Linked DNA regions of Homo sapiens: region 1 is linked to region 2. The links are chromatin contacts, found by Hi-C or POLR2A ChIA-PET in ENCODE. All regions are on one chromosome and are shown on one strand. Each heading gives the region's core, a stretch centred on a gene start or an enhancer-like site at or near the end of the contact. The rest is flanking DNA. Distances are from core to core; before and after follow the strand shown. Region 1 holds the start of CCL5 (C-C motif chemokine ligand 5). Region 2 holds the start of AP2B1 (adaptor related protein complex 2 subunit beta 1).

The links. Hi-C counts contacts between places; a loop is a spot of excess contacts on that map. ChIA-PET counts read pairs that join two places held with the same protein, here RNA polymerase II (POLR2A). Pooled maps may share reads with other maps.
Region 1: a loop to region 2 is called in a pooled map, with 7 times the contacts of the local background. The contact joins the promoter of CCL5 here to the promoter of AP2B1 in region 2. A Hi-C loop is called at or near these places in 4 of 50 pooled maps. POLR2A ChIA-PET finds 5 or more read pairs at or near these places in 3 of 52 experiments (AG04450, activated CD8-positive, alpha-beta T cell and activated naive CD8-positive, alpha-beta T cell).

What each region holds. Positions count from the first base shown.
Region 1 is chr17:35,876,767-35,882,105 of GRCh38, reverse strand. It overlaps CCL5 (C-C motif chemokine ligand 5), which reads left to right and starts at 1,746. Exons shown (of 3, transcript NM_002985.3): 1 at 1,746-1,876; 2 at 3,467-3,578. The coding sequence starts at 1,801. All of the region lies in intron 1 of LOC105371745 (a long non-coding RNA gene), which reads right to left.
Region 2 is chr17:35,582,879-35,588,902 of GRCh38, reverse strand. AP2B1 (adaptor related protein complex 2 subunit beta 1) reads right to left here and starts at 1,581. Exons shown (of 22, transcript NM_001030006.2): 1 at 1,475-1,581. RefSeq lists enhancers at 1,065-1,174, 436-1,635, 1,605-1,774 and a silencer at 1,405-1,524.

The DNA.
Region 1 (5,339 bases), core at 497-2,996, 290 kb before region 2:
TCGATCTCCTGACCTCATGATCCGCCCGCCTCGGCCTCCCAAAGTGCTGGGATTACAGGCGTGAACCACCGCGCCCGGCCGCTTTTGTCACTCTCAATAAACACTTTTCTCTTAAATAATTCAGATGCCGGCCGGGTACGGCCTGTAATCCCAGCATTTTGGGAAGCCAAGGCGGGCGGATCACGAGGGCAGGAGATAGAGACCATCCTGGCTAACATGGTGAAACTCCATTTCTACTAAAAATACAAAAAAATTAGCCAGGCATTCTGGCCAGCTCCTGTAGTCCCAGCTACTTGGGAGGCTGAGGCAGGAGAATGGCGTGAACCTGGGAGGCACAGCTTGCAATGAGCCGAGATTGTGCCACTGCAGTCCAACCTGGGCGACACAGCAAGACTGTCTCAATAATAATAATAATAATAATAATATTATTATTATTATTCAGATGCCAATTTCAGCCTAGCCCGGACCAAATTGTTGCTAATTCTGAACTACTAAAATAGGAATTGATGAAGACTTACTGTATCCAGTTCTTTGGAATGCAGTAAGGACCCTAGCTCTAATCCAGAAGTTCCACATGGGTTCAGTTTTGAGGATACTCCTAACCACGAACCCTTTAATGTTGGGCAGTACTTAATGGACAGAGCACTGAAGTGGGAGTGAGGGCAACTGGGTTCTGATCCCAACTCTGTCATTCATTTGCTGTGTGTTCTTAGCAAGTCACTCCTGCTCACTGGGCCTTGGTTTCCTCTTGTGCAACTGAAGAACATGGAAAAAATGATCCCTAAAGTCCTTTGAAGCTTTCATATTCTGTAACTTTTGTGCCCAAGAAGGCCTTACAGTGAGATGGGATCCCAGTATTTATTGAGTTTCCTCATTCATAAAATGGGGATAATAATAGTAAATGAGTTGACACGCGCTAGGACAGTGGAATAGTGGCTGGCACAGATAAGCCCTCGGTAAATGGTAGCCAATAATGATAGAGTATGCTGTAAGATATCTTTCTCTCCCTCTGCTTCTCAACAAGTCTCTAATCAATTATTCCACTTTATAAACAAGGAAATAGAACTCAAAGACATTAAGCACTTTTCCCAAAGGTCGCTTAGCAAGTAAATGGGAGAGACCCTATGACCAGGATGAAAGCAAGAAATTCCCACAAGAGGACTCATTCCAACTCATATCTTGTGAAAAGGTTCCCAATGCCCAGCTCAGATCAACTGCCTCAATTTACAGTGTGAGTGTGCTCACCTCCTTTGGGGACTGTATATCCAGAGGACCCTCCTCAATAAAACACTTTATAAATAACATCCTTCCATGGATGAGGGAAAGGAGGTAAGATCTGTAATGAATAAGCAGGAACTTTGAAGACTCAGTGACTCAGTGAGTAATAAAGACTCAGTGACTTCTGATCCTGTCCTAACTGCCACTCCTTGTTGTCCCCAAGAAAGCGGCTTCCTGCTCTCTGAGGAGGACCCCTTCCCTGGAAGGTAAAACTAAGGATGTCAGCAGAGAAATTTTTCCACCATTGGTGCTTGGTCAAAGAGGAAACTGATGAGCTCACTCTAGATGAGAGAGCAGTGAGGGAGAGACAGAGACTCGAATTTCCGGAGGCTATTTCAGTTTTCTTTTCCGTTTTGTGCAATTTCACTTATGATACCGGCCAATGCTTGGTTGCTATTTTGGAAACTCCCCTTAGGGGATGCCCCTCAACTGGCCCTATAAAGGGCCAGCCTGAGCTGCAGAGGATTCCTGCAGAGGATCAAGACAGCACGTGGACCTCGCACAGCCTCTCCCACAGGTACCATGAAGGTCTCCGCGGCAGCCCTCGCTGTCATCCTCATTGCTACTGCCCTCTGCGCTCCTGCATCTGCCTCCCCATGTAAGTCCTGGTCTTGACCACCACAGCCCCTGGAGTCAGACTCTGCCTAGAATGCCTACCCCATCCCAATGACTGTCCCACACCTTGCCCTCTTTTCAACTGTAGCATGAATACTGTCTGAACCCCATTATTTACATTCTTATGAATTGTCTTACCCATATGTCCTGTTGTCCTTGAGAGATCTCTATGCTGCTTCATGGCAGGGATCTCCTGATCAGTTTTTCTGTCTTTAAGGTCTACACCCTCAAGGCCTACAGGTGTTCACTGAGTGTGGACTCATGTTGGGGAGATTAGTAGTCATGAGTAGCTCACACTGACTTTGAAACACGTCTGACTCATGCCTGTCAGCAGCAGGGTTTCTAAGAAATTTAACTAAACTAAAACTTCCTGAGACCCTGAGACAGCCATATTCTCTCTCATTTCATAAATGTAAAAAAAATTGGCTTATGAGAGGGTATGTGGCTTTATTAGAGTGAATACATTTAAAAAACAAATAAAAACAAGGAGAGGATAATAAAAGCTAATTAAATGGTTACTATGGATCAGGCATTGTGCTGATTTTGGCACATCTTTTTTTTTTTTTTTTTTTTTTTTGAGATGGAGTCTTCGCTCTGTCGCCCAGGCTGGAGTGCAGCGGCACGATCTCGGCTTACTGCAAGCTCCGTCTCCCGGGTTCATGCCATTCTCCTGCCTCAGCCTCCGGAGTAGCGGGGACTACAGGCACCCGCCACCACACCCTGCTAATGTTTTGTATTTTTTAGTAGAGACGGGGTTTCACCATGTTAGCCAGGATGGTCTCGATCTCTTGACCTCGTGATCCGCCCGCCTCGGCCTCCCAAAGTGCTGGGATTACAGGCGTGAGCCACCGTGCCCAGCCGATTTTTGTACATCTTATTTAATACCCACAACCCTTCTTTGAGTAGCTGTCCTTGATGTACAGATGGGAAAACAGAGAGGTTAAGTAACTTGTCCATGGAGGCACACAGCTAGGAAATGGGGAGACTGGTATTCAAACCTGGTTCCATCTTGCTGGGAAAATAAAAACTACTCCTCTGCTGGGAAGTGGCAACTGATGCTTCCCAACGTCATCTTGAATTAACTGACCAACAAGAAGTTCTCTGTTGAGAGCCCTTCTCACTGAAGCTCAACCAGAGCTCCCAAGATACAATATGCATCTCCAGGCCCTTCTTAGGATCCTGGCTGAGTCATGGAGCCTGAGCTTTGGAAGCCTCCCCACAACCTGCCCTAGGTCTCAAAGAAACCAAGTTCCAAATCCATTGAGGATGCTGGAAGGGCAAGAATGAAGCCAGAGGACCCAGGACAAGCCAGGAGGAGGCCCTGAAAGCCCAGGGCAGAAGGTTATGGTGTAGAGGGATGGATACAAGCTTGGCTCAAGGATTAGATGAGGCATTGGAATCCCCACTCTGCCACTGTTTATCCATGGCCAAGTGACTTTACCTCTCTGAGCCTCAGTTTCTGTCAAGGAAGATAACAGTTCTTTCTAAATAAATCATATAAAGTGTCCAGCACAATGTCAAGTGTGCAGTAGCAATGAATAAAAGGGTCTCCCTCCTTCCTTTCCTCTTCCAGATTCCTCGGACACCACACCCTGCTGCTTTGCCTACATTGCCCGCCCACTGCCCCGTGCCCACATCAAGGAGTATTTCTACACCAGTGGCAAGTGCTCCAACCCAGCAGTCGTGTGAGTCTCAGCCCCATGGAGCCCTCCCAGAGCCTGTTCCCTGAGGAGTCCTCTGAGAGGATGCCCTACCCACTTCCACCTATCCTCCAGCTGCAAGCAGCCACAGCTCCTCCATCTCTAGCCTCAGAGTCCCCTGCTATCATGTAAAAAGACTAGACAAGCTGTCCTTAGAGAATCGTGCCCACTCCAATGGACTATGTTCCCAGGACTCCAATCTTTTTTTTTTTTTTTTTTTTTTTTTTTTTGAGACAGAGTCTCACTCTGTCGCCCAGGCTGGAGTGCACCGGCACGATCTCGGCTCACTGCAAGCTCCACCTCCTGGGTTCATGCCATTCTCCTGCCTCAGCCTCCCGAGTAGCTGGGACTACAGGTGCCCACACCATGCCTGGCTAATTTTTTGTATTTTTAGTAGAGACGGGGTTTCACCGTGTTAGCCAGGATGGTCTCGATCTCCTGCCCTCGTGATCTACCCGCCTCAGCCTCCCAAAGTGCTGGGATTATAGGCATGAGCCACTGTGCCTGGCCTAGGACTCCAATCTTTACTAGTGTGGCCTTTACTTGAAACATGGTCTGGAATGCTCCTATGTGGGGAAGATCAAGTCAGTCATCCCCTTCAGTGAAGAACCCCATATTTCACACAGTCCCCCATATTTCACACCCAATCAAATCCACCTAAACCTCAGAGGAACTAGGGAGAAGAGGTCAGAGGTCAGGGATCTATAACTGTAGTCAAATAAAAAAACAAAAAGCCATCCATCAGAGAAGAAATAAGGAAATGAGATTCACCTTTAAATATGCAAGCTAGTATATTTGGAAAAATATAATAAACCCTACTATATAGGAAATGCCTACTATGTGTCAAATGTCTTATGTGCCTGATCTTTAAATTACACTTAGCTCTGACAAGTATGCATAATTCTCTCCATGTTTCAGGTATTGAAACTAAGATTCAGAGAGGTTTATTGATTTAGCCAAGGCTGCACAGTAAATGAGGGATGAAGTCCATCTCTAGAGCCTCCTCTTTCTACTATAGCAAAGTCATTAGTGACAATTGCTTAAGAAATTTATGGTAGAGACTTAAAAAATGAAAATGGTGCAATTCTGAAGTTTCTTATATAAGAGTGAAGTTTTTGTTTTTGTTTTTGTTTTGAGACAGAGTCTCACTCACTCTGTTGCCCAGGCTGGAGTACAATGGTGCAATCTCAGCTCACTGCATCCTTTGCCTCCCGGGTTCAAGCAATTCTCTTGCCTCAGCCTCCTAAAGTGCTGGGATTACAGGTGTGAGCTACTGTACCCAGCCAGGGTGAAGTTTTTTAATCCAAAAATTTATGACACTGGCAAAGTTAGAGGTACTCAAAGACAGACTTTGGATCTGATGAATCCTTTTAAGTATAATGGTAATATTTAACAATTACTAATTTTATTTCTGAAAACAAATATTTTTCAAAAGAAGAAAATCCTTCCCTGAGCACATACTATTGGCAGACACAGATTACTAAAGCCACTGTCCCAGCCCAACCTTATGGGACTCATAGTCTAATAAGAGGGGCAAGACAGACACAGCAATGACTAGAGTACACAGCAAAAAAAAACATGACAAGGGAAAGAGAGAGGAAACACATTCAGCTTCAGGGATTTACAGGTTTGCTGCAAATGGTGCTGTCTGAGGAGAGATTTGGCCTGGCAGAGAAAAGCCTAGGGAATGGGATATATCAGGAAAAGGGACTGTCCCCCAGGATTCTACTTTGGTTTATGTACAGT
Region 2 (6,024 bases), core at 332-2,831:
AAGAAAGAATGAAAGAACTGGACTTCCTTGAGTTTCTTCATACACAGTCAGAATATTAGATTTATATTGATTTTACCACCCAGCTTTTAGTGAGGATGTTTGCATTATACATCATCCTTTCTGCTTCCTTGAAAGTTTCAACGGCTAAGATACTGCAAACAGTTCTCACCTTACCAGCACGCTTAGTCATCACTGGAATGTCTTAACACGTTTTCTTATAGAGCTGCACCTCCTTCATCTGCTGCTTTCTATTACTACTTTGTAAGTGTACCCTGAGGCTAAGCAATTGAAGTATACAAGGAAGGTAACTAATCATTTAAATTGATTCTCATTGAGACCACCTTCTTTCTTAGTCATTCTGCCTTTCTAAGCTTAATGCATTTACTTTCTTTTAAACCACAATGGTTATGATAAGTCTTTGGCAGTTTTCAAAACATTTTTTCTTCTCAAAAGTCAAGTTTGGCTGGGCGCGCTGGCTCACGCCTGTAATCACAAAACTTTAGGAGGCCGAAGCGGGAGGATCGCTTGGGCCCAGGAGTTCGAGACCAGACTGGGCTACACAGTAAGACCCTGTCACTAAAAATACAAAAATAAAATAAAATAAAAGTCAAAAGTTTAATGAAGCATCCGCGTGAGTTCAATAAAGGCCTGTCCCCCCCCACCCCACCCCTCCAATAGAAGACTACTCTTGAAAACAAGCAGCATGAACAAATGATTTGGATTCAAATGATAAGGAAATAACAGGACGTTCCAGTTTCTTTACTTTCAGCTTAATCTACAGCCTTTCCCAAACCAGACCATTACTGCAGAGCCCAGAAAAAGAAAAAAAAAAAAAAGATGCTGGGTTAAGATTTGCCCCCATTTGCTTCCCCCTCTCTTACATCGGGTCAATTCTGGAGGTTACTCTTTCCTTCCTCCAAGAGTAAGGAATGCCTCTTCTTTCCCCAGGTGGTCAAGATTCTAGCGATATGCTCCTCCATTACGGAGCAGGGAAGAGGTTGTCTCTTACCCTCAAGTTACCCGAGAGACGACGTTCGCCCATCAATGAGCAAACCTTTGAGGGAATCCCTTTTCCCTTTGGCTTGCTGGACACGTCTCAGCCTCTCAGTGAACGACGCCGAGCGGGGAAGAAAGACGGTTCCCCCCACGGCCTCCAGGCTCTATCAGCCACACCCCTGGCCTCTGGTCCCCCTAAACCCTCAATTCCGAAACACATCTTCCCCTCCTGCCCCCAACTACCTGCTGCCACACCCGAGGATTCCCTCACCGCACCACAGGCATCATGGTAGAGACCCTTTCTCCAACCTTTTCCCTCTCAATGGTCACACCCGACGGTTCCCTGCATCATCAACGGTCACGCTCTTAGGATTTCCTCGCCTCCGCCGGTCTCCGACCCAGCCTGGTGTTACCCTTCTCTCCGTCCCCGACCCCGTCAATTAGGGACACACCCTAAAGGCAACCGCCCTGAACTCACCGGAGGCGGAGGCGAAGGCGAGGGCGGGGGTGGCGGCGGGAGCCGGAGAGCACAGCCCAGGTGGTGGTGTAATGGTTTCCTGCCCGTCACGATTCTTTTCTAGGTCTAAGCCACTGCGCAAAACCCACTTTGCCAGGGACAAAGATGGTGGGCAGGAAACTCTGACGTCAGAGAACGTCGCCGCGTGACGTCATCGGGGTGCGCGGTAGACCTAGAAAGCCTGTGATCTCTTGTCGCCTTCCAGACCCAAAGATTTCCTTTGGTCCCGGCAAGCTAGCCCATCTGGGCCTCAGAGGATGTTAAGTGGCTACTCCAAAGGGATATATTTTAAAAAGCTGACAATGGATTTGTTTCCTCGCACAGAAATTCTCTGAAAAACGTAAACATAGAGATGATGAAATATCCTGTTCCTTTCTGAAAAAACAAAACCCCTCAGCTCATTTTCCTTCCAGGCTCAAGGGCGGACAATGGTGATATAGCCCAGGCCTATATACGGGCAGTGGGGCTAGAGGATAGTGCTGCACGTAAAAGAGGTTGAGGAGGCATTGGATGTGAGTTTGAATCCCTACCCTGAATGTGACTGAGACAGTTAATGTCTCATCAACCTTCTTATCTGTGAAATGAAGACAATGATAGTATCTCTCTCGGGCATGTGAAGTTTAAACCAGATAAATTAGGTAAAGTGCCTAGTATATAATAGGTGTGCTTACACAAAAGTAAGTTTCTTTCGGACACTAAGAGCTAGATTCCAGGACCTGGAACTGGAGAACAAGATTGATGATGTTAAATGAACTAGCTGTCCCTAAGGTTAATTTCAGGGTGTAAGGAAGGATGGAGAGCAAAGTGATGATTTTTCTCACATTTTGCCTATGAACTCTGTGAGTCAAAAAGTGTTTCAGTATTTTAAAACTTCATTCTTAAAAAAGTGATCAGAAGTACATTAAAATTTTGTATAACATACTCATGTATTATTATTTCCTCTGTTATTAAAATAGGGGAATAGGGGAAATTAGAAAGCCAGGTATAAGGTGAGAGAATGCAAACAGTTATGGTAAATCAGATAGCTGCATAATGTTATAGAATATTTTATGACAGAAAATTCATAAAGTGTTAAGCAAAAAAAGGACACCAAACAATACAGTATACAGTATGACTATATATGTATAGAAAAAAAAGGCTAGGATAGGCCAGGCGTGGTGGCTTACACCTGCAATCCCAGCCCTTTAGGAGGCTGAGGTGGGTGGATCACCTGATGTCGGGAGTTTGAGACCAGCCTGGCCAATGTGGTGAAACCCTGTCTCTACTGAAAAAACAAAAATTAGCTGGGGGTGGTGGCACACGCCTATAATCCCGGCTACTCAGGCGGCTGAGGCAGGAGAATGGCTTGATCCCAGGAGGTAGAGGTTGCAATGAGCCCAGATCTCGCCACTGCACTCCAGCCTGAGTAACAAAGCCAGACTCATCTCAAAAGAAAAAAAAAAAAAAAAAGCTTGGATATTCAGCAGAACGTTAAAAGTGGTTATTGCAGGATAGTGAGAGTTTTATTTTTCTTCCTAATATTTTTCTGTATTTTTCAAAGTGTTCTACAATGAACATGTATTTATTTCTATGTTGGGATGTGCCTTTTAAATCATATTGTTGAAAAATATGATACAGAAAAATGCTTTGAAATAAGAAAAAAAAAAAGATACAAAACTCTAAATCCAGAGGAGTATATATACCTATTAGTGGTTCCCTCTGGGTGCTGATTACAAATGTTATCTTCTTTATATTTGTTTTATTTTCCATTCCTTTCTCTGAAAAATGCATATATTTTAAGGAAAAATGAACCAATACTATTTTCAAAATATAGCATCAATCCGAAAGCTTTTCCAACTTCATTCTCTTCCACTTTTGGGTGAAAGTATGGACCAATCTCCCTTCTTTTCACCTTTTGGGACCATCACGGGCTCATAATCTAATGGGAGACCACTCAGGAAACTGTTGACATGATCCAGCCACACGATGATGGTGGTTTAAACAAATAACTGTTGATATTTATTATGATTTTATGTCAGTTACTCTGCTAAGTACATTTTTACATCCGCACCACCTGATAACCAAGTAGGTACTATTACTTCCTCTATTTTAAGAGATACAGAGAAGTTAAAAGGTAGAATTAAGATGGCTGGGCGCGGTGGCTCACGCCTGTAATCCCAACACTTTGGGAGGCTGAGGCGGGCAGATCACGAGGTCAGGAGATCGAGACCATCCTGGCTAACATGGTGAAACCTCATCTCTACTAAAAATACAAAAAAAAAGTAGCAGGGCGTGGTGGCGGGCGCCTATAGTCCCAGCTATTCAGGAGGCTGAGGCAGGAGAATGGCATGAACCTGGAAGGCGGAGCTTGCAGTCACACACACAGACACGCACACACACATACACACACACAAAGGTAGAATTAAGATTTGAACCCAGGAAGTCTGACACTAGGGCTGATAAGGCTTATGTTTTAGGTTAGGGCAAGGGAGGAACGGTGGTACTAGTCACTGAAAATAGGAAAATATAAGAAATGGCAGAAGTTTGGGGAAGAATAGGGAGGTGATGAGTTCATTTTATACGTTAGGTTAGAGTGAAGATCTCTACCCAAGAGGTACTTGATTATATGTGTCTGAAGATAAGGAATGATCTGGAGTTAAATTTGTGAACTGTGAGCATACAGATGATAATTCAATCTGTGGGCATGAACATTATTCATGAAGAATGTGGAGAGTGAGTGCTTGGGGTAGAAACAGATAAACCCAAGAATGCAAAGAGGACTGAGAAGGAGTAGTCAGAGAGGTAGGAGGAAAAGCAGAATAGTATATTTTAGGATGTTTTCAGAGTTTCATGAAAGTAGGGACTATACCAATCTGTTCACTCTTGCACACATGAGGCTAGCCCCATCACACACACACACACAAATTAATATATGTTGACTAAACGCATAAATAAGTGATCAACAATATTAGTTGCCATAGACAGGAGAAGGGCTAAAAAGTGTCTACAGGATTTAGTAACATGGAGGTATTTGATGTTATTGCTGAGAAATCAGTAGAGATATGAAGGCAAAAGTCATACTGCAGATGTTTGAGGATGGATTAGAAATGAGGAAATAAAAACAGGAGTTGCAGATAACTCATAAGAAAGTATGACCAAAGAAAGCAGAAATGGTATCTGAGGAAAACAGTGGCAAGGATTTTTTCTTTCTTGAGGCAGGGTGTTGCACTGTTGCCCAGGCTGGAGTGCAGTGGTGCCATTACAATTCACTGCAGCCTTGACCTCCCAGGCTCAAGCAATCCTCCTACCTAGCCTCCCAAGTAGCTGCGACTACAGGCATGTGTCACCACGCCTAGCTAATTTTCTTTTTTTGTAGAGAGGGGGTCTTGCCATGTTGCCCAGGCTGGTCTGCAACTCCTGGGCTCAAGTGATCCTCCTGCCTTGGCCTCCCCAAATGCTGGGATTATAGGCATGAGCCACCAAACTCAGCCAATTTTTTCAAGTTTAGTTCTATACTCATACATTTTCTCTACACTAACCCTTTAGCATACCATGGTTTTAATTATCTTTCTTACATATATGGCTCCAAAATCTCTTATCTCTAGCCTAGACCTATTCCCCAAATTTCATCACCAAATCGATAACTATACTGCTGGGTTAAATCATAAGGAATGGAGGAGGTTAGAAAAACCTGGTTACAGAGTTGGGCACAGCAGTTTACACCTATGATCCCAGCACTTTGGGAGGCTGAGGTGGGAGGATCACTTGAGCCCAAGAGTTTGAGGCTGTAGTGAGCCATGATCATGCCACTGCACTCCAGCCTGGGTGACAGAGTGAGACCGTCTCTAAAAAGAAAGAGAGAGAGAGAGAGAGAGAGAGAGAGAGAGAGAGAGAGAAAAAACTCGTTCAAGGTACAACTGCTAGCAGACAGAGGTAGATTTCGTAAAGATGTCATTAGAAAAATCTTCAAGAGGCTGGCCGTGGTGGCTCACGCCTGTGATCACAGCACTTTGGGAGGCCAAGGCAGGTGGATCACCTGAGGTCAGGACTTTGAGCCCAGCCTGGCCAACATGGTAAAACCCTGACTCTACTAAAAATACAAAAATTAGCCAGGCATGGTGGCACATGCCTGTAGTCTCAGGTACTAGGGAGGCTGAGGCAGGAGAATTACTTGAACCTGAGAGGAGGAGGTTGCAGTGAGCCGAAATCACACCACTACACTGCAGCCTGGGCAATAAAGTAAGACTCCATCTCAAAAAAAAAAAAAAAAAAAAAAAAAAAAAAAAAAAAAAAAAGGAAAAGGAAAAAAAAAGAAAAAGAAAAATATTTAAGAGCTTTGATTCATACCTCTCTGCTGTTCAAAAACTTTCATCAACTTCTCATTGCCTAACATGTTTGAAAGCTATTCTTCCCCCAGTTTCCTCCATCTATGTGCTTTCTTTGGTTTTCTCATCTATAAAATGGAGGAAGATAGTAACATCTAATCATAATATTGAACAATGAAATAAATTAAATGTAAAGCACTTAGAACT